Linked DNA regions of Mus musculus: regions 1, 2, 3, 5, 6 and 7 are each linked to region 4. Evidence: chromatin loops called from intact Hi-C (ENCODE). Cell type or tissue: heart. All regions are shown on one strand.

Evidence for each region. Hi-C counts contacts between places; a loop is a spot of excess contacts. Peaks named below come from ENCODE experiments on the same cell type or tissue, not always from the same donor. Only the 100,000 strongest peaks of a DNase experiment are listed, where the experiment ranks them.
Region 1: it touches region 4 in a loop (6-fold over the local background); 3 of 42 quality-filtered maps call a loop at or near these places.
Region 2: it touches region 4 in a loop (4-fold over the local background); 2 of 42 quality-filtered maps call a loop at or near these places.
Region 3: it touches region 4 in a loop (8-fold over the local background); 3 of 42 quality-filtered maps call a loop at or near these places.
Region 5: a loop joins it to region 4, with 2.7 times the contacts of the local background. A loop is called at or near these places in 11 of 42 quality-filtered maps.
Region 6: a loop joins it to region 4, with 2.6 times the contacts of the local background. A loop is called at or near these places in 8 of 42 quality-filtered maps.
Region 7: a loop joins it to region 4, with 3 times the contacts of the local background. A loop is called at or near these places in 6 of 42 quality-filtered maps.

What each region holds. Positions count from the first base shown.
Region 1 is chr4:101,360,106-101,364,105 of GRCm38, reverse strand. All of the region lies in intron 1 of 0610043K17Rik (RIKEN cDNA 0610043K17 gene), which reads right to left. It also overlaps the pseudogene Gm12795. Among named protein-coding and RNA genes, the nearest start is that of E130102H24Rik, 5.9 kb to the right of the region's middle. In heart, a CTCF peak has its summit at 2,125 (motif pointing right); a DNase peak (open chromatin) is centred at 685.
Region 2 is chr4:101,641,349-101,645,348 of GRCm38, reverse strand. Dnajc6 (DnaJ heat shock protein family (Hsp40) member C6) reads right to left here. Exons shown (of 19, transcript NM_001164583.1): 19 at 2,550-4,000. Among named protein-coding and RNA genes, the nearest start is that of Leprot, 4.4 kb to the left of the region's middle. In heart, a CTCF peak has its summit at 2,374 (motif pointing right); no DNase peak of the experiment used is centred here.
Region 3 is chr4:101,347,961-101,351,960 of GRCm38, reverse strand. The region is part of intron 1 of E130102H24Rik (RIKEN cDNA E130102H24 gene); the gene reads left to right. Among named protein-coding and RNA genes, the nearest start is that of Mir101a, 2.9 kb to the right of the region's middle. In heart, a CTCF peak has its summit at 2,371 (motif pointing left); a DNase peak (open chromatin) is centred at 1,130.
Region 4 is chr4:103,117,755-103,121,754 of GRCm38, reverse strand. Mier1 (MEIR1 treanscription regulator) reads right to left here and starts at 2,365. Exons shown (of 13, transcript NM_001039081.2): 1 at 2,246-2,365. The coding sequence starts at 2,254. In heart, a CTCF peak has its summit at 2,253; a DNase peak (open chromatin) is centred at 2,354; H3K4me3 peaks cover 2,776 bases; H3K27ac peaks cover 2,073 bases.
Region 5 is chr4:103,213,039-103,217,038 of GRCm38, reverse strand. Slc35d1 (solute carrier family 35 (UDP-glucuronic acid/UDP-N-acetylgalactosamine dual transporter), member D1) reads left to right here and starts at 1,863. Exons shown (of 12, transcript NM_001356276.1): 1 at 1,863-2,375; 2 at 2,947-2,980; 3 at 3,082-3,168; 4 at 3,807-3,874. The coding sequence starts at 2,173. It overlaps Gm46864 (a long non-coding RNA gene), which reads right to left and starts at 2,096. Exons shown (of 3, transcript XR_001784379.1): 1 at 2,042-2,096. In heart, a CTCF peak has its summit at 1,604; DNase peaks (open chromatin) are centred at 1,758 and 2,198; H3K4me3 peaks cover 2,491 bases; H3K27ac peaks cover 2,166 bases.
Region 6 is chr4:102,503,645-102,507,644 of GRCm38, reverse strand. Pde4b (phosphodiesterase 4B, cAMP specific) reads right to left here. Exons shown (of 15, transcript NM_019840.2): 5 at 1,603-1,652. Among named protein-coding and RNA genes, the nearest start is that of Gm52668, 9.8 kb to the left of the region's middle. In heart, a CTCF peak has its summit at 1,659 (motif pointing left); a DNase peak (open chromatin) is centred at 1,754; H3K27ac peaks cover 474 bases.
Region 7 is chr4:103,311,539-103,315,538 of GRCm38, reverse strand. Oma1 (OMA1 zinc metallopeptidase) reads right to left here and starts at 1,693. Exons shown (of 9, transcript NM_025909.3): 1 at 1,656-1,693. It overlaps 4930456L15Rik (RIKEN cDNA 4930456L15 gene), which reads right to left. Exons shown (of 4, transcript NR_045887.1): 4 at 3,707-3,954. Gm36523 (a long non-coding RNA gene) reads left to right here and starts at 1,817. Exons shown (of 6, transcript XR_867961.2): 1 at 1,817-2,067; 2 at 3,381-4,000. In heart, CTCF peaks have their summits at 1,180 and 1,870; a DNase peak (open chromatin) is centred at 1,738; H3K4me3 peaks cover 1,395 bases; H3K27ac peaks cover 896 bases.

The DNA.
Region 1 (4,000 bases), 1.8 Mb after region 4:
CTCTACCAACTGTACTGCCTTCCTGAGTGCAGTTGGAATAAATACATGGATGGAGTAAAAGGGCTGGGGTAGCAAGGCATTGCTCCTCACCCCAAGAAGATCTCCGACTTTCTAACTTTTAAAAAAAGTGAAATAAATAAGAAAATACCAGCCAAGCCCAATGGATCTTGTCTCTAGTCCCATGAAGTGGGACGAGAGAGCGAGGAGAGTTCAAAGTCATCTTTGGGTACAAATTTGAACTCAGTGGTCTCAATTAGGTATGGCTCCGGCAGCATATCCAAGTTCAGTTCTCATGTCTGGCTGCCAGACTCCAGCTCCAGAGGCTCTGATACCTCTGACCTCCAAGGGCACTTGCACTCTCACACACATGTGTACACTCTCACAAAATTTGAAAAAAAAATCTTTAAAAGGGTGAGTATAATCAAAATAGGTTGTATGAATGAAAATGTCACGAGACCCATCATTCATAATTAATATGTAATAATAAAACAATTTTTAAAATAGAAAATATCAAAGTAAATTGTACGTACTCATTATAAGACACAGTTTGTCAGACTTTGGTTTCAGTTGTGATGAGGTATTCCCTGGATCAAAAATGAAACAATAAAAGCCACTTATGAAATGACCATGGCTGGGGAACACACTGTTCACAGATAGCAGGCTGGGGGTGTGGCTCAGAAGTAGAGGAGTCTCTATTATGCTGAAAAGTTCTGGGCTTGAGTCCCCAGCATAAAGCCTTGGGGGCAAGGAGGGAGGGAGAGGGAGAGGGAGAGGGAGAGGGAGAGGGAGAGGGAGAGGGAGAGGGAGAGGGAGAGGGAGAGGGAGAGGGAGAGGGAGAGGGAGAGGGAGAGGGAGAGGGAGAGGGAGAGGGAGAGAAATCAGAGCATGCTTGGAAACTTCCATCTCCATTGTCCCTTGGCATTTGAAGAAGCAAGGCGAATGCCAGGCCCTGTAGGGAGGGACTATCCCTATCAATGCCAGGAAGAACTTGAAATTTGCCTGTAAATTAAATTGCCACGCTAGTGCCATACATTTTCCAAACCACCTTCCCAGACTAGATTCCATTTGAGCTTCTTGCGCATTGCAGCATGAAAACCTCTGTGGCAGGTTTCAGTGGCGCCTTGTCCAAGTTTTAATGACAAGAAAACAATAAAACCAGGATATCTTTTTTTTTTTTTAATTATTATGCTCTTTGCCTCATCTACTGTGAGAACGAAGACCTTTCTCAGCACTCAGACTGCCGACATTCCAGAAAATTCAACATCACTCTGAAGGGGCGCGAAGGGCCCCTGGGGAACTCTGCGGAGGGACTTCAATCACGTAGAGCCAAGTCTCCTTGGAAAGACAAAGAAAAGGCTCTGGATTGACAAATAGTGGGGTAACAGAAAGGAACTGGCCACTGTCAGAACCATCTGCAGTTACATTCAGAACAAGATCAAGGATGTTACACTGGGCTTCTGTTAAGATGAGGTCTGTGGCACCGGGCTGTGGTGGCGCACGCCTTTAATCCCAGCACCTGGGAGGCAGAGACAGGTGGATTTCAGAGTTCGAGGCCAGCCCGGTCTACAAAGTGAGTTCCAGGACAGCCAGGGCTATAAAGAGAAACCCTGTCTTGAAAAACCAAAAAAGAAAAAAGATGAGGTCTGTGTATGCTCCCTTCCCCATCAACAGTGTTGTTCAGGAAAATGGGTCTTTAGTTGAAATTTGAATTTCTTGGGTGGAAAATCCATCCGCAGGGTTCAGATGAGGCCAGGTGCTGCTTGCTCTGTCTCCCAAGCCCAGAAGGATGAGTTAATCCTTGAAGGAAATGATGTTGAACTTGTTTCAAATTCAGTCGCTCTGATTCAGCAAGCCACAACAGTTAAAAACAAGGATCTCAGAAAGTTTTTGGACGACATCTATGTGTCTGGGAAGGGAACAGTGCAGCAGGTTGGCAGGTAAGACCTAAGGTACCCAGCTCAGAAACAAGATCCTGGTTACCAGTGCAATGGGGGCTCTTTGGGGACAATAAAAGACTTACATATTGAAGAAAATTATTGCTATTATTATTATTTGTAATTTTGTGTATCAGTGTTTTGTTGGCATGTGTGTCTGAGCTTGATGCTCATGCAGTGCCTATGGAGGCCAAAAGAGGGAGTCAGACCTCCTAGGCCTGGAGTTAATGATAGCTGTCATGATCTCTATAGCCCCAGGGTTGCCTTTTTGGAGTATCTTCATAGTAGGTTTGGGGAGAATCGGGGTTCAGAGGACAAGAACTGAAGAGACCAGAACACATCTTCAATAGCCCAGCCTTGGGTGCTGAAAGTAACTTACATAGTTCATGATGCTGCCCAGCTGAAATGGTGTTCTAGTGCTGTAATAAACATCAGACCCAAAAGCAACTTGGTAGATAAAAGGGTATCTTTTATCTTATATTCTGTCGCAAGGGGAACCTAAGGCAGGAACTGAAGTAGAGACCATGGAGGAGTGCTTTGTTCTGGCTTGTTCCTCAGGAACGGCTTGCTTTGCTTTCTTGTACAGGCCAGGGCCACTTCCCCAGGATGACACCGCTCACAGAGGTCTTGGCCCTCCCACATCAACTATTAATATAGAAACTGGCCCACAGGTTTGCCTATCTGATGGGGGAGTCTTCTCAATTGAGGTCCCCTTTTCTCAGCTGATCAGTGTTTGTGTCAAGTTGAAGACAACAAAAACAAACAAACAAACAAAGCAAAACCAAACACAGCGCCAACAAAAACCCAGCACAATCCCTACATAAGCAAGATATAGGTTTGTATGATTTAAGATATAGAGATTAGGGGGCCGGTGAGATGGCTCAGCGGTTAAGAGCACTGACTGCTCTTCCAAAGGTCCTGAGTTCAAATCCCAGCAACCACATGGTGGCTCACAACCATCCATAACAAAAATCTGATGCCCTCTTCTGGAGTGTCTGAAGACAGCTACAGTGTACACACATATAATAAATAAATAAATAAATAAATAAATAAATAAATAAATAAATAAAAGGTTGAGACTGTTATAAACTATGGGAACTTCTGGAGTTGGACTGAATACATTTAAAAAAAAAAGATATAGAGATTAAACTACCTTCTCGAGGGTAATTTCTGTCTTAAGGAATAAAAGCCGTAGGGAGAAGAAAACCCAAAAATATAGATACATAAAGTTTTTCTTGCTTGAAACCTGTGCCAGTCACACACTTCAATTTAGACTCACTCACTTCCTCAGCTAGGGTCTCATGTAACCCTGTAAACTGGTCTCAAGCTCATTTTGTAAGGGAGACTAACCTTCAACTCCTGAGTCTCTTGCTCCAGTGCCCCACCCCCACCCCCAAATACTGGAATTACAGATGTGGGCTACCACCAGCCAATCACATACTTCTTGAGGAAGTTGAACCAATATGTGTATTATTAACTTGCTAGATTTCCCAATAGACAAAGCCTAGTGTCTTATCCATTACTGAATTCCTCCTGGTGGATAATGAATAAACACTTGTTTAATAAAGTACAACTGGAGTGTGAGTTCTTCCAGAGCAAAGTCCTTATCTTCATCGTTCGTGTTTCTTAGCACCTGACTCAGGGCTGGGAACAAGTTCCTTAGAAAATGATTCTTGATTAAAGTGTTTTAATTAATTAACAACTAAAAGGGCTTCCTATTAACTACGTTTCTCCAAGAGCTCGTCAACGACACAACTGGGATGCTTCTCACAGGGTGAAAGGAACCTGCTGAGAAACTGCTTTTTTTTTTTTTAAACCACAGAAGCACGCCAATTCGATTGAGTTTCTTCATTGGTGTGAGAAGGCAACTTTTCACTCTTCAGAGAGGGAAGCTCTTTGCATGTGTTCTGACTGGGCTTTGCTACAGTGTGGATGGTGATAGTTCTAGATCTTAATTATATCTTAGGTCGATACCACAAAGCAGCAGCAGTGGTCTGCTGCTCCTTTTGTCCGGCCCACCTGTCTGTCTGGTCGTTTATACATCTTTTCAAGGTTACAATTGAAGG
Region 2 (4,000 bases), 1.5 Mb after region 4:
CTAACTAAGACAGTTGGTAAAACTCAAGCTCAAATAGTGACACGGAACAGGAAAGCTGAGACCAAGTCTTGAAACACTAATGCAATTAATCAGTTGCTTTCTTCTCATAGTAGATCTTATGCCCAGAGGAGGCAGGGGTTGACAGTGAGGAGAAACAACAGTAAAACCTTATCTTAAGAGAGTTCAAAGCAATTCATTGATTTCATATTAATATACATATTTACTAGTGTCTCATCTATAGCATATACCAAGGGTTGATTATATTAACTCTGGGAACAAAAAAGGGGTGATCCCTTTACCATTCATAAAGTTTCATGGCCAATACAACTATAGCAAAAGGCAGGTTACAACATAAAAAAATCATAGCAAATTTATTTGATCATAGTTTGAAATGACACAGAAGCCTGCAGGCTGAAGAAGACTCAAGAAGTCTGTGTGTACTGTGCAATCTTATGTTTAGGTTTGATGAAGCATTGGCAGCCACACAGAAAGATTATGGGCCAGAAAGAGACTGGCCGAACAGTAATGGACTAAGAGAGGAATCCAAAGGGTCTGTCTATTCATTCTTCTTGGTTGCTCTGTGCAGCGCTCCCTCCAGATATGGCACAAGACCCTTCCCTGGAAAAGAGACCTTGTGATCTACAGAGAATGAGAGAGGACTTCAGGTGGCCAACTCTTATGGCAAAAGGGAGGAGATTGGGAGTGATTTTCGTTTTTACATCTGGCTTTGGGGAAAAGGTGTGGTTTCAATGACCTGCCTTGGCAAAGATGAATTCTAGTCTCTATGATCTGCCTAGAAAAGAATGAGAGATACAAGAAAAGAAGAAGGGAGATAGGAGAAATTTGGGTTCTGGAATCTGTAGTTTGTAGTCATTTTCTGAGCCCTGATATAGCAAATATTAGTAAGTTTATAATAAATAGTATCACCTCCCCCTAGTCCACAGAAAATACCCTTCTCAAACTCCAGATCTTACAGCGCCACACATGTAAGGGCACAACAAGGTCACACATCTGCCCCAGAGGAGGCTCTAAGGTCACAGTGCATCCTAAACAGAATTGTGCTATGACACTAACAGAAACAAGCATCTGTCATTTTCTACACCCAGATCTCACCCCGTCCCAAGGAGACTGGTAGAAGTGTCAAGGAATAAGGTGTTCCCAGCAGACTTTCCTATTCCTGGAGCCGTTTCTGAACCTGAGGGCTCCATGTATTTCCAGCTCAAAAACCATCAGTGTGGCACCTAGTCTTATTTATCATTAGCAGTACTGATAGTTATTGGCTAGTATCTGTGAGGTAATACTTTACACACATGGTGCCTCATAAGACCTGTAAGGAATCTATTTTACAAATGATAAAATCACGACTCAGAGTTTAAAGTATTTGTCAATATAACAGATATTAAGTAGGAAAAAAATCAGTATTCATAGCTACTCTTTTAGTTTCAAACCAACATATATCACCATTCCACAAACTTTATGGCTTATTTTTAGAATAGTTAAAAAAAAAAAAAAAACTCTTGATTTGACCTGCATTTTATAAGCTGGTGTTTTCATCATGGAAAATGTCTTGAACTAGGATAACATCCTCTGAAATTCAACTTTTGTGCTGACTTCTTACCCAATGTGGTCTCACCAGTAGCACTAGTACTGACCTGAGCTGCCAGACCAGAGGTTCTCAACCTGTGGGTTGTGGCTCCCACAGATATTTCATATCAGATATTTATATCACAGCTCATAAAAGTAGCAAAATTACGGCTACACAGTAGCAATGAAATAATTTTATGGTTAGAGGAATCAATACAACACGAGGAAATGCATTAAAGGGTCACAGAGTTAGGAAGCTTGAAAACCACTGGTCTGGACACATCAGCAAAGCCGTGGCTCAAATGCTCTGGAACAGTGTGTCTACAAATGTGCATATGTTCTCTCTGTCCTCAGGCTTAAAAATATCCAGCATTTCTGTTCGATGGTAAATCAGTCTCTCTGACTCAGCACACAAACATGTGGTTGGAAACACATTCATATTCTAGTAAGAACAGGATTCCTATGCTGAGTCCTTTTGCAACACAGTTTTCATCAGACATGACCAGTGGGGTCTGTCTGTCTGTCTGTCTGTCTGCCTCAAGACATGAGTGATACTGGGAGATGAAAGTATAAACATAGAATCTTGTCAGGTTACCTTTTGGTGCAAATGTACTCCACACTTTTCAGATTCTTCCCCCTTACCGATCTTTAAAAGCAAGTCGGGTTAGAGGGTGTCTGTCAAGTTTGCCATTGTACTCCATTTCTCATTTGTTTGGTTTGGGATGCTTCTTTGCTTGTTTAAGATCTATTTTATTTTAATCATGTGTATAGAGGAGGGGTGTGTGCACGTCAATGCAAGTGCCTGTGGAAACCAAAAGAGGGCATCAGAGCCCTCTGCAGCTGAAGACACAGGCAGTGTGGGTACTGAGGTCCTCTGCAAGAGTAGTGTGCACGTCTAACCACTGCGTCATCTCTCTGGCCCCTCGTACTCCCGCAGGTACAAAAATAATGTATATTTCTAAAAGTATTTTGTATCCTTTTTAATATACATTACAAATATTTTAGAACAATGACATTTTGTTTTGTTTCATGTATTTACAAAACAAAAATATATTACAATAAATATGAATGAGATGGTGGATCTGGCCAACAACAAACTGTCACAACCTGGTATTTAAAAGGAACACAGAACCTATTGGTCTGCACGTGTTAAGAGTTTTGAGATAGACAGGCGTCCAGGATCATAATGCATCAGGGAAAGAGCGGTGGGAAACTCCCAGATTTAAGGAAGGGTTCTTCCTCATTGCTAATCGCATAACATTTAATGGTATTTAAACCGTGAACGTTAATGACCTATGCAAACATGACACAAAGCTAATATAGTTCTATCATCTCAAAATGTATGTGACAGCCACATAATATCCTCTTAATTATTGTCATTATATACTGTAGTTCACACAATATCTACAAATATGGAATGAGGCAAAAACAAAACAAACAAAAAAACAAAACAAAACAGGTCACAGCAACATGTCTCACATTCCAATCTTAAATAGGACAAGCACATACTGGGTCAGACATCATTGTATAATACGTTAATAAATAACACCTAGATTGTTATGTTTACTTTGAAGAGTTTACAACTGTATATTTTAAAGAGAACATATTTTTGAGAATTTCACATTATCAGTTAAAGGTAAAATAAATAATAAACTTTTATAATTTAAAAAAAGAGAAGAGGTCTATATAGAATCAAAATTATTTCTGACATGCTGCTTTTTCAACTTAGTTGTCACAAGAATATTAAAACAGAAACAAACAAACAAAATGATTGTCTTGGAAACACAACTTCTGAAAGCTTTTCACAATATTGAATGTGAACCTTTTAAGATCAGCATGATAATCTTTTTGACCACCTGCTTTGTGAATGTGTGTGTGCACGTTAGACATATTCATATGCAGGTATGGATAGATAAATAGATGCCGCACATGTGCTCACCCAGAGACCTAGCGAAGTCCCAGCAGTAGGAGCTGCTTCCCCTGCAAAGTGGGAAGCTCTGAGCACTGGAGTGAACTGCCACCAGCTGATGTCAGTCTGGGAAAGTTTCATTCTTGCATAGTTTTCACATGCATCCAACAGCAAACCCAGCGGAGATAATCCCGGGGTGGGAGGGGCCAGATCCACTGGGTGGGTGGGACTCTGACTCCTCAACTGGCAAGCTATCCAATTGGATCTGAAGGCACACCACAGCTCTATCCCCAACCAAACCCTTCTAAATAGCACTCAGTGTTATCTTCTCTGTTTTTCCCCTGGCTTGCAGTCACCAGAATGCCAGGTCTATACAAAGTGTGAATGGGCCAAGCTGCTTTGCAAACTGTCACCCATGAAGAATGTTTTCTTGGCTAAGCAAAAGAAAGAGCACTGAGCCTCATGGCAACAATTAGAAGGGGATTTCAAATAGGTTTGGAATTATGG
Region 3 (4,000 bases), 1.8 Mb after region 4:
AACACCAGATCTTCCCGCAGTAACCTCCCAGTGCTGGGATCATGGCCAGCTACAATTAATATTTTTTTCCTATTTGTAATGAGTAACTTTGTAAGAAACTACTTGGTTGACTGGTTGTTTTTATTGTTATTTTGGGTAAGTCTTCCAAAGATTCTTTTTAACCTTTATTTTTATTTTTATGTGAATAGGGTGTTTTGCCTGCATGCTTATCAGTGTACCGTGCTAGAAAAGGGCATCAGATCCCCTGGGATTACAGACCGTTATGAGCTGCCTTGTCAGTGCTGGGAATTGAACCCAGGTCCTCTGGAAGAGCAGCAAGTGCTCCTAACTACTTAGCCATCTTCCCAATCATTCATATATATATATATATATATATATATATATATATATATATATATATATATATATGAGAATGAATGATGGGCTCTTGCTCTGTAGCATAGGCTGGCCTCAAACTTAATGCGTAGCCCAAACAGGCTTCAAACAAAGCAGTTCTTTTTCTTAGCCTCCCAAGGGCAGGGATTACCAGTGTGTGCCAGTGCACACAGCCTCAACTGGGGTGTTTTTGATTACTGTAAAAGCATATTCTATAGAGGTAAACACGGAGTGGAAATTACTTGTGAGTAAACTATAAAGTCAAAATTCTGGGTATAAAATGCAATCCAGAGCAGAGTCAGAAAGTAAAGTAACTTGAGTAGCCAGGCTAACTACATTCACACTGAGCTACATGGATTAAAAGGGAAGGCTTTTAAAAGAGAGCATATGGAACAATCAGATTTCTGTCTCTTGGACATTTTTGGACGAAAATCATGAGCTTGAGGAACAAAGCCTGTTTTTTATTGTTTTTACTCAATTAAATTTGTGTGTGTGTGTGTGTGTGTGTGTGTGTGTGAGAGCGAGCCATGGCACTTGTGTGGAAGTTGTGGAAGTCTGTCCTCTCTTGCATCATGTAGGTCTCCGGGGATGGAACTCCAGGCATCAGCCTTTGAAAGAAGCAGTTTTACTCACGGAGCCATCTCTCCAGCCCCCTGCCTGTGGGACTTTGTACATGTCTTCTCTGGAAGGATGCTGGTTTGATCTCATCTACATGGGCCTGCTGCTGTGCAGCCTGAACATTTTCGAGGCCAGTGCCCGAAGTGGATGGGACAGTGATGTGCGCGTCTTGGTGCTGGCTGTGTTTGAATGTCAGGGCTGGCTTTGAACAGAACGTGTTGCCTTGACTTTTAACCGGTCTTTCTCCTCAAGGAAGAGGGAAAACAAAAAACAACAAACCAATCTGCAACCTTTTCCAGGGTTTTCCACAAGTCTTTGGCACATTTAGTTTCTTAAAGTGTAATATAGCCGAGTTTGCAGCAAGGTGCACACTGCATGCACCACTGAGGCTCCTGGCCAGGCAAGTGCGGATGTGGAGACCCCTGCTGCCAGGACACTGCCATACTATTTAATATTGTCAGTCAGCTGGTTTATGGTTTTCAAGTTAAAGGAGTTGGGGATTTAAATTAGCCAGCAGCAGTCTTCAAACAGTTCTGGCTTATGGGCAACTTCCCATGCCTCCAGTTATGTAACACATAGGCAGTTTAATGGCTTCAGGTCATATGTTAATTTTTTAGCTTGCAGTTGGCAGGAGCACAGTGTACCTTCAGTCAGATCATTTGTATTCTGTGTCACTCAGGAGCAAGGTATATGGCACAGCACTGTCCCTGAAGGACTTGGATTTTAAGAAATTTTTCGGAGAAGTAATTACGAAGAAATTGGTTCTTTTTTTGTTGTTTTGTTTTTAAACTTTGGGTTTTTTTGTTTTGTTTTGTTTTGTCTTGTCTTGTTTTTTGTTTGTCTGTTTGCTTGTTTTTAAGACAGGGTCTCCCTATATTTAAGGTTGGCCTAGAATTCACCCTCTAGCTCAGGCTGACTTGGAACTCAACGCAGCCATAATGCTTCCACAGTGCTGGGATTGAATAGGCACGGCCCACTATGTCTGGCTGTTTTGTCTTTTGTTGGTGTTGGTGTTAGTTTGGTTTGGTTTTTCAAGACAGGGTTTCTCTGTAGCCGTGGCTGTCCTGGAACTCACTCTGTAGGCCAGGCTGGCCTCAAACTCAGAAATCTGCCTGCCTCTGCCTCTGGAACGCTGGAATTCAAGTGTGTTTCCATAGATGGAGAAGATTCTGTGGTCAGGAGAAACTAAGCATTAGTATTTTTATACTTTTTGGTTACTCAGATCTCCAAACTTTTTTCTTTTGTAACAATCAAACTAGCTTTGTTCACATGACCTGCGTATGATTTGGGTGAAAACGTGCAACCATTTCCAGGAATCAAGAGTTGTGGGCACCAGCTCGTTCTTTCTTTCAATCTTCACTGCCACCTTGTGCCTCAAATATGTATTACATCAGTTTGCTAAGCCCTACTTGCCAATGACGCCTTAACTTTTAGCTATCTTTGCACTTTGGAGAGGTTGTTTTTAATTTCTGTGAGGTAGATTATTTCATTTGGTTATCACTTTTCTAAAGATGAAGGTCAGTTTTGTAGTACATAGAGTTACTTGCTGAGCTACATTCATTGTGCTATTCTGGTTTTTGACTCCTGATCTAAAGAATTGATTCGCCTATCTGACTTATTTGAGGCAGAGTTAATGTCTGATCTGCATATAGTGAGTCTTTGAAATTGAGCAAATGACTAATTGAAAACACCATTATTTTTCAAATACTTGTCAAGCTCTGCTCATGCTGAAATTGTTTGAGATGTGACTGACATGGGAAAATGGAATGAATCATGGTTTTAAAACGTTGGTATTCTTATGTTGACATTCTGATCTTACAGACCTTTTTAAACACCTCCCAGGGTAGCCTAGAAGGCACAGAGATCCACCTGCCTCAGCTTCCCTAGTGGGACTAAAGGCATGCGCCACCATGCCCAGCCCTTTTTTGTACCTTTTATTAAAAACAGGACTCCTCTCTGAAGTAACTTTAGGGTATGTCTCAAAGGTACAGCTACTAATAATGAAAGTGATGTTGTGTTGCCTTTTTTAAAAGACACATTCCAGCATGGCAGTGGTGGTGCATGCCTTTAGTCCTAGCATTTAGAAGGCAGGGGCAGATAGATCTGTGAGTTTGAGGCCAGCCTGATCTATAGCAAGTTCCAGGACAGCCAGGCCACAGAGAGAAACCCTGTATCCATTATTATTATTATTTTAATTATTGCATTAATAATTTATTATCTATTATACCTACTATAATAGATAATGTGTGGTAATGGTTATATTGTATATTAATAACTACACCCTATGTTAGTGATTTTATTAATAAATATGTTAGTAATATATTGATTATTATTATGTAAAAGTCATCCCAAAGATTTCTAGCCTCACACGATTTTACCTGTAGAACTGGCATAAACCACAGTGAGAGCATGGCGTGGGTGAGCACCGCCCAGCGGGTCAGCAACGTGACTGTTCAGAGTCTAGAGCAGCAAGACTGATTTGGGGGGAATTACTTCTGAAAGTACAAACCATTAGTTTCTGTTTCATGGTCTGGGTTACTAGGAAACCAGATCTCCGTACAAAACACTCAGTAATGTTTGTGAGTGTTATCAACTGAATATCCTGGACAGTGATGAGATGAGCAGGGGAGAGAAGGAAGATCCAATGTCTACAGAAACTAATTTGGACCTGAGTTGCTTAGTTATAAGATCTTGGGCAAATCACAGAATGTCCCAGGGTTTCTGTGGGTTTTTTTTACACTTTTTTAAAAAAGATTTTTGTTTTTTAGTTTTTTGAGACAGGATGTTTATGTATTCCTGGCTGTCCTGTAGCTTGCTATGTAGACTAGGCTGGACCCAAGCTCACAGACTTCTTCCTGCCTCTGCCTCTTGAGTGCTGGGATTAAAGGTGTGCACCACCTCACTGGCTTTATTTTTATTTTATGGATTTGAGTGTTTTGTCTGCGTGTATGTCTGTGTGCTGTGCGTGTGTGCATGTGTGTGTGTGTGTGTGTGTGTGTGTGTGTGT
Region 4 (4,000 bases):
ATGAAAAGTCTATACGGAGGTAAAACATTGTTAACCAATCATCTCGCCACCATTTTTTTTCCAGGATTACTGTTAAAAAAAAAAAACCCTCAATTATTAAAAAACTGAGACAAGGAAAATTATAAATTTACTTTTCTCTTCACCTATTTTAGGATATTTTTGTTGACATGTAAAATTCCTTTACTCCTCTAAGTTTATGAGACCCTTGGGTTGTATCCTACACAGTCAAAGCAAAGGGCAACCTATAGGCAATTTAAGAATATAAAATATATACCAGGTCATTAAACAATGCAATGAAAATGAAAGTCAAGTTCCTAAGATTGACCCATCCACCTGTTCCTGCAAGCCCCAAGTCTTCCCTCTCCACATGATGGGATACCTAAGAAGAGCAGCTTACACTAGAGAACAAGATAGTGGCCAAGGTGGGCACACTTCTCCCATTCTCACATGAATGCAGCCACTTTTCATTTCTATAACAAAACACTGCATGCTGGCACTCAGTTTTTTTGGTGACGTTTCTTTAGGTTTCCGTGTTTTCGTATCAATAACGTGCCACGGAGTGTGACTGTCCAACCACATAGACCTGAGGCCACAGCACAGCAGTGTAGCAAATACTACATATATCCTGTAGATTTTCAGCAAACGGGAGCCCAGGGAAGGTTAGCTGATAAGATGCCTGAAAAGCCATCTATACACTCTACTTCCTCTTGTAGCACAGGAGCCCAGGGAAGAAAGGCTGGTGGATCACACCCAGGCATATCTATGTCAAGTAAAAGTAATGCGACCACTACTCATGTCTTGCAATTCTTTGACTATGAATAGGAAAAAAACCACCTGAAAACACAACTAATGCGTTTTAGCGCTAAGTAATATCAAGTCTTCTCAATACTGGCAGCAAACAGTCCAGCTTCCAGGAAAGCTCCTCTTCTTTTAGTAGCAAATAAATAAATAACATTTAAAATTTCAGAACATCAACCTAAAGGTCACTGTATAACAGAAGAACAAGTTAACACTCCAGGAAGCTTGACTGGTACAGGAAAGGCACATCTTATGTTTCTGTAGCCCAAGGCTTACAGATATTATGTATAAACAAAAGTAGTCACTCTCTACTTCTCTGCTTCATTTAGCAAATGAAGGAGTTGAAAACTGAGAGCTAAGTGGTAAATAAAATCAAATACTTCCTCAATCTATTTTTGGGTGCTCTCGACAGAAAAACATGAAGATGTTTAGCAATCTTACTGCTTTATTAATCAAGTGTTTACAAGATTTGCCTCAAGAGAGATCCCATTAAGTCCAAATATAACAATATGAACTCAGGGGGAACAAACAGTAACGAAATTCACCGACTAAAAATTAAACAAACCACAGGACCGATGGCTTAAAACCAGACAAAATATTAAAATTTCCTACAGCACATTCTAAGATCTAATTACACCTAAAGCAACTTGCTTGCCTACCCATCTGAGAACACTAACCAAAGGAACTTGTTTACTAGGAAATGAAGCTAAGGCTGGGGGGGAGGGGGGGATGTGGCTCGTAGTAGAGCGCTTGCTTATCTGCCTTGACAAGAACCTTGGGTTCTATCCTACAGCAGAGGGACAAGAGAAACAAGAAAAGTTTTCTCTAAGAAGAGCAAAATAAAAGGTAAATAATTACAGGCACCTTTGATTTGTAAGTTTTTAGCCTAGTTGGTTCAGGAGCTATAGCGTGGAAAAGAAACTTGGAGGTTCGGCCAGGGGGAAGAGTCCCAAGCTGGATAGGGCCTACTGGGTTAATTTCTCCTGCTCACCTCTCCACTATCAGGAAAACTACTAAACTAACCCAAGGTGTGTCAGCCTGCTCGCCCCCTGCCTAGACGGCAGGTCAGCAGTCGCGGGCTGGCGGGGGTGACGCGGGCTGGCGGGGGTGACGCGGGCTGGCGGGAGCAGCGACTTCTGGGCTCGCGAGGGAAGAAAGTTCGCGGGAGCAGGCAGAGAGGAGTCCGCGGGCCGCGCCGGCCGGCGAAGTTGCGCCCTGGGCGGCTTCCGGACGGGCGCCCTCGCCCGCTCCTCCCGCAGCGGCCGCCTCCCAACTGCCTCAAGTCCGACGGCGCCTCCGCGCCCAACTTAGTTTCGGGAAGCCCAGCCGAGCGGCCGGGCCGGACAACAGGTGGGCAGCGGCGCCGCAGGCCCGGCCCCGGCAGGCCCGCGCCTCCCGCCCGCAGCCCTCCACCGAGGCCCCGCCGGGGAGGGGCGCTCGTTCTTACCTCCGCCATGTTGGCCGCGCCACCGGGTCACATCGCCGCGGCGGGTCGCGGCCAGAACCCGGATGTGCGCCTGGGCCGCGGGGCTCCCGCTGCCTTCTCCGCCGCCGCTTCGGCGGGAACGCGCAGGAGCCGCCCGAGCGCGCCACCACACCCCGCTCCGCCCCCTCGCGGCGCCCCGCTCGGCGGGACGGGAGGGGAGAGGCCAGCGGGCGCGCGCGGAGCAGGGAGCGCGCGATCCCGCGGCCGCCGTCCCGGGGGAGCGCGCGAGGGGCGGGCCCGGGCGAGCCCGGGGCAGTCCGCGCGCGAGGTCCGGAGAGGTCCCCTCAGGGTACTCACTTTGCAGGAGAAAAAAACCTCCTATTCTACCGGTCGGTCACTTCTGAAGTGCTTTTGCTGGGAAAGAGATGTTGCCTGGGCGCGACAGCAACACGAAACGCTCTGACAAATACTTCCCCTGGTGATTCCTAGCAAGAAAACTCCAACTCCCCCAAATTGGCCCAGCGCAAAGATGAAGAGTAGAGAACATTACATTTTCCTCACTTTTTGTGATGCCAGGAGCAACACAGCTCTGCCACGGATGAATTTTTGCACAAATATACAAAAGTTTCAAATGTAAAGTAATGCTCTTCTATGGATATGCCTACTTGACTGCACGGAGACAGAACGTACATATTTGCAATGCCTAAAATACTTGCAAGTAGAAAGTTTGTTTTAATGCACTGCTAACTGGCCTTGAGGTCCATACTGATAATGGCCAGGGCCAATGATTTATCTGGTTCCCTAAAGTAGATAATTTAGGCAGATATTAAAATGGGCAGTAAGTTTAAAAGCTTTTTTTTTGTTGTTGTTAAAGGCCAGCGTTTTTTCCGACATGATTAAGTTTTTCAAAAATGACTACCAAAAATCAATCAGTTAAATGATACTCATTACCTCTGAGGAATATACCATGGTTAAAAAAATCATTGCACAAATGTGTACATACAACTTTCTTAAACATCATACTTATAATGCACTTGGGAGAATGCTGATTTCTGAAATGATTTCTATTTCCTTAAAATTCTAGATTCCATCAAGCCTTTTCCCATTTCTTAACACTGGACATGAACTTGAAAGTCTTAAGCCCAATAACAATTTGTGCATGAATAAACTGCATGTATAGGTATACGAAGTAGCTGCTAAGTGAAAGGACATTACCTTGTAATTTGACAGGAAAAGAATCCAGAGACAGTCTGTAAACCAATTAAACATAAACATCTGATGCACATTTTCTACTGAAAGAAAAGCAAGGGAAAGAAGAGAAAGGAAAACTTTTAAGGTTCCCAAATCTACAAACAATTCTTACCATTTACTGCACTTGTTATAGTATTTTCACTTTATTTTAAAGATTATATAAGCTTCCTCCCCCCACAAATTCTTGGAGGGAAATAAATATTTTAGCACTGATACAGTTATATTAAGTTAAGGGACTACCTTGGACTTTTTAAAATGTCAGCTCTTATCCAAATAGTTCTCACTGGATGAAAAAACAAAAAAACAAACAAACAAAAAAAACCCTGAAGACAAAAACTAATGGATGTATGTGGGCACAGGTTAAAAATAATAAAGGGTTCAGGGGGCAGTTTGCACTAAAATATGCAAGGTAAATATATGTGGATTATTGCTGGCCACTGAAGGGAAAACTGGAGTATTGCTGAATTTTAGTATTATAGTTCAAGTTGCTTTAGTCTATTGAGTCTTTGATTCTTCAGTTAAAAC
Region 5 (4,000 bases), 95 kb before region 4:
AGAAAAACATTGTTTCCTAGCCCCATAATTTTACATTTATTTCCATTTTGGGTAACTTGGATACATGGGAACAACCGTCAATGTGACTGAATCAGGAAGACAGGCCTTTAGCACAGAGCTCATGCTGCAGACACCAGCCTTCAGTTAGCACTTGCCCTCCTTTGTCCTTCTGTCTCTTCGGCTGTCCATAAGGCCCATGCTGTCCATGGACAGTGGTTTTCACCTCTCCAGGACCAGTGATCAAGGCACCATCTTAGAATCAGAGGGCTTAGGCCTTAACAGAGACACCCGATGGGGCGGTGCTTTTTGATTTTGCATTTCTTATTCTCCAAAACCATCCAGAATGTTTGTTCTCTATAAATGGTCCAGTCACGGGCAATATGTAATGGTAGCACGGACAGAGTAAGACATTCTCTAAAAGCAGTGCACGGGATGGGAAGGGCACAGAGGGAGAGGTCACTTTTTATAAGGCATGAAGGGGATCTCTGGAGACAGGCTCCCCAGAAAACAGGCACCGTTTTGCCCAATATAGAAGGAAAAGTAATAATTCAAGAAGAGATGAGGGAGGGGCATTGTGAAATGGAAGTGAAGAAAGAGAGATGTGAGCCTTGTTGTTGATTTAGCTACAACTCAGGAAAGGGGAAAAGCCAGGCATCTGGAGGTGCGGGCAAAGGAGGTTACCAACAGTCAAGGATGCCATGCTGGCTGCCAGGAATTCCAGTTCTGAGACACGGTACAGGGTGCATGTACCTTGAACACATTGTGTAACTGGCCTAAGCCAGTCACGGATGGGTAAATACTGTGCGATTGCTCATCTGTGTGATATACAGAATAGTCAGATTCACAGAGATTGACAGCACAACACAGGTTACTTGGTTTTGAGGAGGGGAGTAGAGAACAGGAAATGATTGCTTCGTTCCCACAAGAGTTTCCATCTGACACGGTGAATGTTTTGGGGAGGGTGCCTGGTGAGAGTTGCACATCCAAGGATTAAAACAATAAACTGATATTTTTACCACAGTTTAAAAAAAAAAAAAAAGACACTTAAGAAGATGGGAAGTTTGGGGGAATAATTCAAAACTTTCTAAAAGTAGGAATGTAACGTCCTTGCTTCAACAGGTATTCTTTGCTTGTGTGACTGCACTGTGTCAAGAAAACAGAACTGGCTTTACACAACAGAGGTCGTGAGATGAAGGTGCAGAGACCATCGAATCTGCCTAAGAGCACAGGGAATGTTTCAAACAGTCCTAAAACCGGAACAAAGCTTTAGGCTCCAAACACCTTGCACTTTTTACTATTCCAGGAGCGGCTTATTGCAACACTTTCCTCATCCTTGCCTTTTCTGGATATACCAGCTAAAACAAACAAGCAAAAAACAACAAAAAGAATTTCAGAAGCATGAGAGGTCTCACTTTGCAGAATGAAATCTTTGTTTACTGTTGAATCATGTTTGATACTTTGTGTGACCTTTGACCCCTCGGCAAGTGAGGCCAAAAAAAGAGCTTTCGGGATAACTGAGGATGCAACAGGGGCATCACTTCTCTGCCAGCCACACGTTAGAAAGGAGGGAGGTACTTCTAGGCCTGCAGCCCAGCTCCCGCAAAACCCCCATGCTCCCCGCAGGGGGACCCAGCGCGCCTTCGTGCGCAGGCGCAACTCTGTGCTCGCCAGCCCGGCTCAGTGGTCCCCCAGCAGTGTCCCGGCTGCTCCCGGAGCCCATGCCGGGTCCCCAGCCCCGCCGAGCCAGCCCCGGCCCTTCCCTGACCCCGCGAGGCACCATGCCAGGGCAAAGTCCCCGAGGGTGTGAACCCCAGTGTCCCAACCCCTGGGCGGGGACGGGCGGCGGCAGTGCGGGGAGCTGTGGGCAGCACAACCCGCGAAGCCCTGCCGCGAGCCGCCGGGTCCTTCCCGAGCCTCCGCCGCCACGCTAGGCCCGCAATCGCGGAGCCCCGGAGCTCAGGGCCCGCGCCCCGCACCGCCAGGCCCGCTCCCGCAGCCGGGGTCCCGCCACGCCAGGCCCGCGCTCCTCCGCGCCCCGCACCGCCAAGCCCGCTCGGCACCGCGCTCCGCACCGCCAGGCCCAGACCCCCGCCGCCGCGCCGCTCCGCCGCCCCGCTCGCTCGCAGGCCCGTTGCGGCAGCCACCGCCACCGCCGCCGGCGCCACCGCCGCCATGGCGGAAGTCCACAGACGTCAGCATGCTCCGGTTAAAGGAGAAGCCCCCGCGAAATCCTCCACACACAGAGATGAGGAGGAGCTGGGGATGGCGCCGGCCGAAACGCTAACGGTGTTCCTGAAGCTGCTGGCCGCCGGTTTCTACGGCGTGAGCTCCTTCCTCATCGTGGTGGTCAACAAGAGCGTGCTCACCAACTACAGGTGGCCGGGCTGGCGGGCGGCGGCTGCGGCGCGGCGGGCAGGGACGGGGGTTCGAGCCCACCCGGGGATACCCTCGGCCACGCTCCCCGCCGCACTGGCCAGGGCTGGGGGTGAAGGGGGAAGGCACAACGAGGCCGGTGCCCAGGGACTAGCGACCCGCGCGGCTGACAGCCCCGGGACCGGCGCGGCCGCACGCCCACGCGCCGTCGCCGCTGTCACTGAGACTCCGGGGCAGAAGTTTGTATGTGTGTGTCTTGTGTTTCCCCTCAAGAGTCATTTAAAAGATTTAAAACCGTTGACGAGGTCTCCGCGGCTTAACTTTCTGGAAAAATCCGTTGCAGGAAGCTGAAGGGAATTGTAAAAAAAAACAGGACAAGACCAGACAAGTGGTCGCCCTAGGCTACAAAATCTAAGATTTTTTTTTTAATTTTTTGTTTTTTATTGGAGGGGCAGGCATCGCTGTGGGTTGAATCAGAACGCATTTTAAGGCTGACAGTGTGGGAGTTGAATTCCCTGTGCTCTGAGGACGTTCTGGCCGTTTTTAACCCCCTTTTCTTTACCCCTTTTGTAGATTTCCATCCTCGCTATGTGTTGGACTTGGCCAGGTTAGTTGGAATCTCGGGCATCCCGTGGTCTGTGTTGTCAGAAGTTCTGTGTGTGTCTTTCTATGCAGAACAGTGCATCTGTGTGTGTTCTCTGTTTGCAGATGGTGGCCACGGTAGCGGTTCTCTGGGTGGGAAAGACACTCAGAGTAGTCAAGTTTCCTGACTTCGACAGAAATGTACCTCGAAAGGTAAACAAACGTGAGAAAGAAGGGATACTTTATTTTATAAAAAGGAGCCATTCTGTGGCTTAAGGGCGGAAAAAAAAATCAGCGTCTTGAATATTTAAAAATGCAGTCTAGCTCCCACCCTAGTCTCCGAGTGCATATAGCAAAGCTAGAGAAAACAGGCCACAGGGCACCCAAGACGACAACGTCTCTGGAAGATGAAGATAGAAAATCCTTCTCTTCATTAAGGAGTTTCTGGGAACAGATCTGCCCACTCTAGCCACGATCTTCTGCTTCCTTTATTCCCTATTTATTTATTTATTGGAGGTGGTGGTGTTGGGAGTGTTTTCTTTCATATTCTTTTCTATGATTCTGTGAGACTCCATGTGATGCCGAAATGTTTCTGTGTCTCAGACTCGTATAGTACCATATTTTCAAGCAACTGATGTTTCTGTCTCACATGGTTGATTATGTTCATATTTCCATCCCCTCTTCTTCCAAGGATAGTTAATGATGTTTGGAAGTTTAATGGGGGTCAGTCCTGTTTATGGGAGCTAATCTTATGTTTCAAGTGGAAAGAATTTGACTATATAAACAGAGCTGTTTCTCTTTGCTGTGAATGTCTTTATTATTGACATCCCTTGCCCTTTTCACTTTTCCAGACGTTTCCACTACCTCTACTATATTTTGGGAACCAAATCACGGGACTGTTCAGCACAAAGAAACTGAAGTATGGATAACTTTATTTTTCTAGTCTGGTTAAAATAATATGATTTTAAAGTTAAATACAAATGATGTTGTGTTAATGTATTATGTTTGAGTGTGGCAGGAATGGATGGGGGAGGGTGTGTGTGTG
Region 6 (4,000 bases), 610 kb after region 4:
TAACAGGAAAAATCTGCCCGACTTATTTCAGCTGATAATAAGAACAAAACACGGGATGTGTGTCTCCTCTGTCCTCTTCTGCCTGTGGTTTACCGTTGAGAAGATTCCGAAACCAGTAATTACGTAATAATTAGTACCACCACAGTCTCTTTCCAGAGAAAACCGAGGATTGTTGTAGTTTGCCACAAAGACCGACAAAAACAAATTGCCTTAAGGGGCATCCTTACATCTTAGCTCCATTGTTTCAAAGGCACTTAAGAAAGCTCCCGATGCCAAGCTGTAGTCAATGTGCCAATAATCATAAAACATCTTTCAGTGTTTTTGCTAATGAGTTAGTTTATAGAACCCTAAGTGCCATACACCCTCCTGGTATATGCTCATATTTATTACAAGAAACAGGAAATGTATTCTAAATATTCAAATTGGTATCAGAAACATGTTGGTAGAATTGCAAACAAAGCCACCACGTGGGCAGGCCAATAAGATGAAACAACAGGCGGTTCAAAACAGCTCCTTTGATCTCCTCAGCGTCTAGCACAGCTACACACTAAGACGCTACTCTGTTTCTTTTTATACCTAACGGAAGTGGCCCATCAGCATGCCGAGGTTTTGAAGTCTGTGGGCAGAACACTGTTTCCTTCTTTCTAGCTCATATCACAGGACTCCACCTTGCCTCATGTCTTTCTTTCACTTTTTTCCTACATCTTTTTCCTTCTAAAAGTTTTAAAAGCATATTCTGTAAGTGCTTCAGAAGCCGATGAGGAAATGGAATGCACTGCCTTTGTTCCCTTCGTTCAGAGGTTAGTAATTTATGACACTTCTGAGATCCTTATGGCCGTCATACTAACAGAACACAACATCTGAGGAGGAAGTACCCGGACTAGCACTGTTAGATATCAGAGGGCCATGCCGAGTGTATCTTCGTCCCCTGCTATAAGAATGGGACAGGGTCAAGGGAGAGGAATTCATGGACCTCATCAAAGTCACCTAAGTGGTTGTATGTGACAAATACATGTTGGACATATCTCTCTGGTGTTCCTCCAAGGTGGCCCTCCTTCTCAATGGACTTCGATACACAGGAAGAGCAGATGCTCGTAACTGAAAGATGAGAGGAATGAAGCTGGATGACATCCAAGAGAAACTCTTTGTGAGCTAGAAAGAACCTTTGGTTTCACACCTGGCTAGGATGCGGAGCAACTTGTAGCTAGAGCTGATGCTAAGAGGAAACCCTTTAATGTGCCTTGGGGACCTTGGGCTAATGTGGACACCCTGTGGGGGAATGTTTGAGGTTAGCACTCCAGGAGTTCACTGGGGGTTCAGCAAGCTAAGGTCAAGTTGCACTCTTGACATACATACAGCTGCCTCCTCTTCTGGATGCGGCAGGACCACACATTTAATTGTGAAGCCCTAGGCACACAGTGGGCACTTTGTTTCTAAGTATTTTTAGTTGGGCTTCACTTGGGGTGATGGGACACTGTTGAAAAAAGGTCACCAAGTGACTTGCTTCTGAGGGTTACAGTGTGCATATAAACGCTGTTATTCTAATAACAGTCTCGAATAATTGCTTCAGAATGTAGAGATGGATCTCTGGAGGAGGCCTACCTTGCAGGCTGACTCTGGAGACTGGAGCCTGACTAGCCGCTGGTGACCTCCTGTGGAGAAGCAGAAAAAGAGGCTGAGTATGCATTGAAAAGCACCCCCACCCTACCACAATCCCTGATGCCCCAGGAGATTTTCAGGGCTTAATGAGTTATCCAGTGACATAAGGCTATCACCGGAAGGCCGGCTCCTGTAATATGGGTAGACGATTGCAATTCTCTCATATCCAGATGGCCTGGAATTTCCCTCTGCACAGCATCAGGATGCAACAACTCCCCAGGAAGGAAGTTGTTTACCTCAGGTCCACTGCCAACCCCTCCACTTCAGGTTTTCTGATAGAGCCTCTCAGAAAAAAAAAAACAAAAAACAACAAACAAACAAACAAACAAAAAACCCACCACCACCACCACCAACAACAACAACAGCATCAAAACTGTTACTTAGGTCTCAATTCAGAAGTCAACATGAATCCCAGTTCTTGGAGGACAGAAGGCCACAGCCAGAGGAACACTTAGAGATGTGTCAGTTCAGGACCTACATTATCTGCACCTCAGGAAACCGAGATGTTTGAGAGGACAAATCATTTGATAAATACCACACCCAGCAACTAGCCCACAGCGATCCTGGTTTCTTCACTGGAGGCACTGGCTCTTCATGGAGAAATGAGGTGTTATTTTTCACCATCTCCTTACACCAAGAGGCAAACGAAACAAACCAACCAACCCGTATTCCACTAAGAGTGCAACGCCCCTTATTTGCATGTGTTTGTGCACATGTGTGCAGATGTGCTTGACCGTGTAGGTATGGGTGAAAGCAGGGGTCTCTCACTGAAGCTGGCAATTGTCTTTTCGGCTAGGTTCACTGGCCAGCAAGTCTCTGGAATCTGTCTCTGCCCCTCGGGGCTAAAGCTAGGAGAATGTGTTATCTCGTAGGCTTTTCATACTAGCTTTTCTCTCTTGTTTCCTGTCAGTCCCTAGTCCTTTGCTGGTCTCATCTTCCTTCTGGTGCTTGGCAGAATTTCTCCATCAGACTCTCGCAGATTCCCAGTGCATTGCTGGAGGCCCTCCCTGTGCAAGTATACAACAGTGACCTCTAACTTCAGAGTGCATCAGAGTCATCTACCAGACATATTAGAAGATTTTGCTCCAGCCTGCCTCTGGTCTTCTGATTTAGTAGACAAGAAGCAGCCCTGTCTCTGGGGTTTCAAAGCAGTGACCTGCAGTTACCCTTGCCTATGGGATCCCATGCAGTGACCCTCAGGGGAGAGAGAGATCTGTATTTCTAGCAAGCTCTCAGATGCTACCAACACTGGTGGTCTCAGATGCCCCTTCAGAAGCCCTGACAGTAGTCTGTGCCACTTTCCCACACAGGATGTTGTTGATGGTCAAGAAAGAGATGCAGGCCAGTAGTTATGAGTATAAGTGTCCTGACATGAGTGACGATATCCTAAAGACAGACACTTGTACCCATCCCTTTGACTATTAGACTGATGAGACAATGGACCCCAAGACATTAGGATTTTCCCCAGTGGAAAGAGAAAAAAAGATCCATGCAGTGCTGAGGACTCGTCAGACCTGGAGCTGAGATGGATAGATCAGTCATAGGCAGGACCATAGATAGCTTGAGCAGAACTCTTTAGTTATGGGCCCCTCTTGCCTTCTATTCAACCTAACATTCTGGTCCAGAGCCTGAAGATGGTCTTGTGTATGTGTGGGGGAGGAGGGTGCCACTGAGTTGCTTCCCAGTGCTGCTCTATTGAATAAATCTCCGTTTTCTGTTGTCTCTTTAATTGTTGTGTCGAGAATGTATAGCATGCTACTCAGCCAGGGCCCAGACTTTGAGTCTAACAAGCTCTGGTATCATAAGCAAGCATCAGCCTCACTCTGGGAGATATTTCATAAATACCTTTCCCACCTCTGAAGAGTTCGTTTTCATATGTCTGGTGCAGGGCCTAAGGATCTGCACTTTAAAGTCCTCTTTGGATCCCCATGCATAGGCAGGTCTGAGGGAGAGGCCAAATTCTAAATGATGGAGAAAAGCATGCAAGGCCATTGCTGAGGAAGGCTCTGCTTGCTGGGTGGCCACAATTGTGACTTCTCTCCAGATATTTCTTTCCCTGGGATAAGAGAACCTGTATGTAGTGCTTTTTGTGTAGCTGCAGGTCCATGGACAGGTTTCCATAGCTACCACCAGTGGCCCTACTGGGTGATGCTGAGCAATATTTTCTTTGGCATCTGATTCTCATGTGCGATGGAGTAGGGGAATCCTCATGCCAAGATTGCTGTTCTCTGTTGGACACCGTGCTTGACATTTCTCAGTTCCCTCCCGAGGGAGTGTTATCATTTAACTTTAGGGAGCAGGAGACTGGAGAAACCCGCTACAGCACACATGGTGGTTTCCA
Region 7 (4,000 bases), 190 kb before region 4:
TAAAAAGCAAAGACAAGACAAAAATGCCTGCCCAATCAGTAAAGCTAGTAAAGACAAACACACGAATAGATACAGATATAAGTCTTATAAAAAGCCTACGTGAAATTCAGGGGGCAGAACGGTGTTTATGAGGAATCCAGTATTTCCTCTTTCTGGGCAATTTAAGTGTTTACAGGGTATGTTACTTTGTGAATCCTAAGCCAAGCAAGCTCTTCTGTAATTTCCACTGGTTATCTGTGAGCTTTTCAATAAACTTCCTAATGTTGCTTCCAGCTTCCCAGTTCCAAAGGCACCTTCTCCAAGCCTCCTTCATCCACTGCTAAATGACAGAACATCTAGTGTATAGATATCCCCCCTCAGAAAATAAACTCTCTTCCAAATGTCATGCACCCTATTCGAACTGCTGGGATCTATCTGCTCATGAGAAAAGTGCTCATTTCAGAGCAGGTGCAAACATATTTAACGTAGTCTACCCATAGAAGGTAAAAACAAAAGCTCCAAACACTAGGTACATAATTAAAATCATTAGCATTTCTAACACTGGCAATCAAGTGCCATCCAGAATAGAAACCGTAGTTGTTAATCCGTAATCACTGATTAATCCTTCAAAAAAAAAATGTTTTTAATGGGGAAAGAAATCTGTTTATACATTTTCAAAGAGCCAGTCACTACACTACACAGCACCTAAGAAGAACTGGGACTGACGTGTGCTCTTCAAAGAACTGTGGCAGGCCAACAAACATAGCTGGCAGACTTGTAGGATTAGGAAATTAATGATGTGAGAAAATTACACAATTTGGATTGCTAGCCTCTAAGAACATTTCAAACCCTTAGTTCTTCAAGTGCCATCTCAGAATGAGCAAGTAGTGCGCACTCACTCGCACTCACTGCTGATGGCTAGGAGACAGTTTTAACAACTCTTACTGAAAACTACAATTTCTTCTCTAGTTTCTATGGAAACAGCTGTCAGATTGGCAAAAATAGGACATGCACTTTAAAATAATCATTCCAGCTAAGTACACATGATGGACAGCTTCTTAAAAAAAAAAAAAAAAAAAAAAAGTAAGTTATCAGGGTTGGCTCTTAAGCTTCCAAATGTCACACCGCACCCCTGCATCTTGGCTCGGGATGATGCCTATGAAGTTAAATCCTTTTAAGAGGGCTCCAAGACCTTGAGAGACGCTAGGAGGCGATGAACTCCTAAATTCCAAATGTGGGGTTTTCATCTGCTGGGACTAACATTTCTGGCGGAGGTTTGCCCCAGCACAGTTGCTCCCCGTCACACCGCGAGTGCTAAGTATTATAACAAGTGATCCTTGAATACAAGTTTTTGAGGAAACCAATGAGCTCCCTGGAACTGCTCCGACTGCGCTAATGCTGCGAGCTGGGGCAGGAGAGCATGTGTCGCTCTGCACAAGGACGAGCGGCGAGGCGGAGGGGAGACCCGCACAGGCCAGACCGGCAACGCCTGGAGGAAGCGCCGCTTAGGAGGAAGCCACCACCCGAGGCGGGAGGCAAACTTCCAGAAAGCTCCACCCACCGAGCCGTTCGCCTCGTCCGGCACGGCCTAGGCCCACCGCGGTCCCCGAATCCCCCGGGCCCCGCTCCCCTCTCCGCCCTCCCCGCCCCGCTCTGGAAGAACGCCGAGCCGTCACCGTGAGCGCGCACTGAAGCCACAGCCCGAGCGGAATCCAACAGCCGGCTCCGCGCAGGCGCACACCTTTCCCAAGCCCCGCCCCCTCACTTCCTGCCCTGGGGACCTCTCCGGCGCTTTTTGCTCCGCCCTTGTGAGAGCCAAGTCCGTTTCCCCAGTCCCAGTCCTGGCCGGCTGCGGCTGTACGGACTGTGGCGCCGTCTCGCCCCCGTGTGGTGGGAGGAGGATAGCCCAGATTTAAGCTACCTGCCAGGAACTCTACACCTCCTTGGTACTTGGCATGGCTGTGTTGGATCCATGCAAAACCGTGCCTGCTGTAGTTTCTACACCAGTTCTGCCAAAAGGAAAGCGATTCCAGGGGCTGCTGGAGAACTATGATGCCTTGACTTGAAGCTGCACTGATCATTCTGATCGTAGGTATAACATTAACTCCAGCATCCCGATTACTTACTAACAATCATCCCTCAGTCCTAGATAAAGGTGCATAAAAATAAGACTAAATATGAAAGACTGTTTCACCATGATCGCTCTAGGACACCAGACTTATAAGTGGTCAGCAGTATTCATGACAACAGCTCCTGGAGTGTCCTAAGACCAGATTTCATTGTGGGAATGTTTTACAAAGGAGTGTGAATACTGGCAGGCATGATTCTGTGGGAGCTGCAGCTACCCACCAGAGCCAAAAAAAAAAAAGATGCTTTGTGATTATATGAATTATTCTGGTTTTCTAATAGGCTACCTAAGACACACATTAAAGATAAAAATACTATTTATGTATTCAACTATTTATGTATTCAACAAATATTTATCTAATGTGTGACAGACACTTCATGGTGGTGATCAATATCATATGGTTACTGCAAGGAAGACATCATGAAGCAGGGATTGACAAAGGTGGACAGAGAGCATGACTACACTGAAGGTTTAGGCGTATTCAATCCATCACATCCGCTAGATGGGCTGTGGAAATATTTATAAGCAGTCATAGAGTGAACATGGTTCTACAACCCAATGGGAGCTGGGAACATAACTAGCAGAGTCACCAGTAAGGAAGAGATGAGTCAGACCTTGGGTACCATTGAGGAAAGGGGTAGATGGGTTAAGAGAAAATAGAAGTTGGGAGACAGAACCCTAGAGAACTTAAACATTTTAAAACTCAAACGAGGGCATGGTGGTTTATCTCTTCAGTTCTACCATTTAAGAGGCTGAAACCAGAAGATGACTTTGAATTCAAAACCAGGTTGGCAGATTCCATGGTCAATCCCAGGTCAGCATGGTCTACAGAGTAAGACTCTGTCTTAAAACCTAAAAAAACAAAAACAACAAAAAACAACAACAACAACACAACAAAAGTAAGAAGAGAATTAGATAGATAGAGAAAGCCAAAAGGAAGGGAAGGGGGTTGGGGTGAGTATTCAGTATGCTATAATTAATGGTAACTTACCAATACTTAACTTCATTTAAAGATAGTGATATTTTTCTGGGTATAGTGACACACCCTTCTAGTCCCAGCTCGTGGAAGACTGGGGCAGGAGAAGATCAATGATAACTGGCTGAGACATTTTATGAGCCATTTACATAGTGCCTGCCAGCCCCCTCATTTATATGTTAGACATGTAGACATGTTTTGTTTCTTACATGTAGTTCTTGGTCATGGATGAAAATGAGGTTCCAGTCTCTGACATTGGTCACTTCCTTTTTTTCAATATTTATTTCCTTACATAAGTGTTTTGTACGTGTGTAAGTCTGCACACCGGAAGAAGGCATCAACGATGAATTGCTATGTGGTTGCTTGGAATTGAACTCGGGACTTCTGGAAGAGCAGCTGTGCTCTTAACCACTGAGCCATCTATCAAGCCCTGACATTGGTCACTTTCATATGCTTATCTTTCTTAAAGGACTTCAGCTCTGTATTTTTGTTGGTGGTTTTGGTTTTTTATAATATAAGATTTCTGTTATTTGAGAATTTCATATATGCCTATAATGTATTTCTATTATATTCCAGGATGACCCCATATTCCCTTCACAATTTCGTGCCCTCTTTTTTTTTTTCAGTAACCCACTGAGTTTAATTAATGTGGCCCATACACACATGTGGGGTGGGAAACCCAATGAGTGATTGACCTACCAGAGAACACCCTCTACCACCACCTCCCCAGTGGGGAGGGGAACCCCCTCCTCCAGCAGCCGTCAATAGCTCCCATGCAGAGTCAGTGGTCTTCATCTGAGCCCCTTCCACTCCATGCTGGACCATTGACTGGCTTGGTCTTCTGCAAGTCTTACACAGGCTCCCACAGCTGCTGTAAATACAATGGTCCTGTCATATTTAGATGACACTGTTTCTCC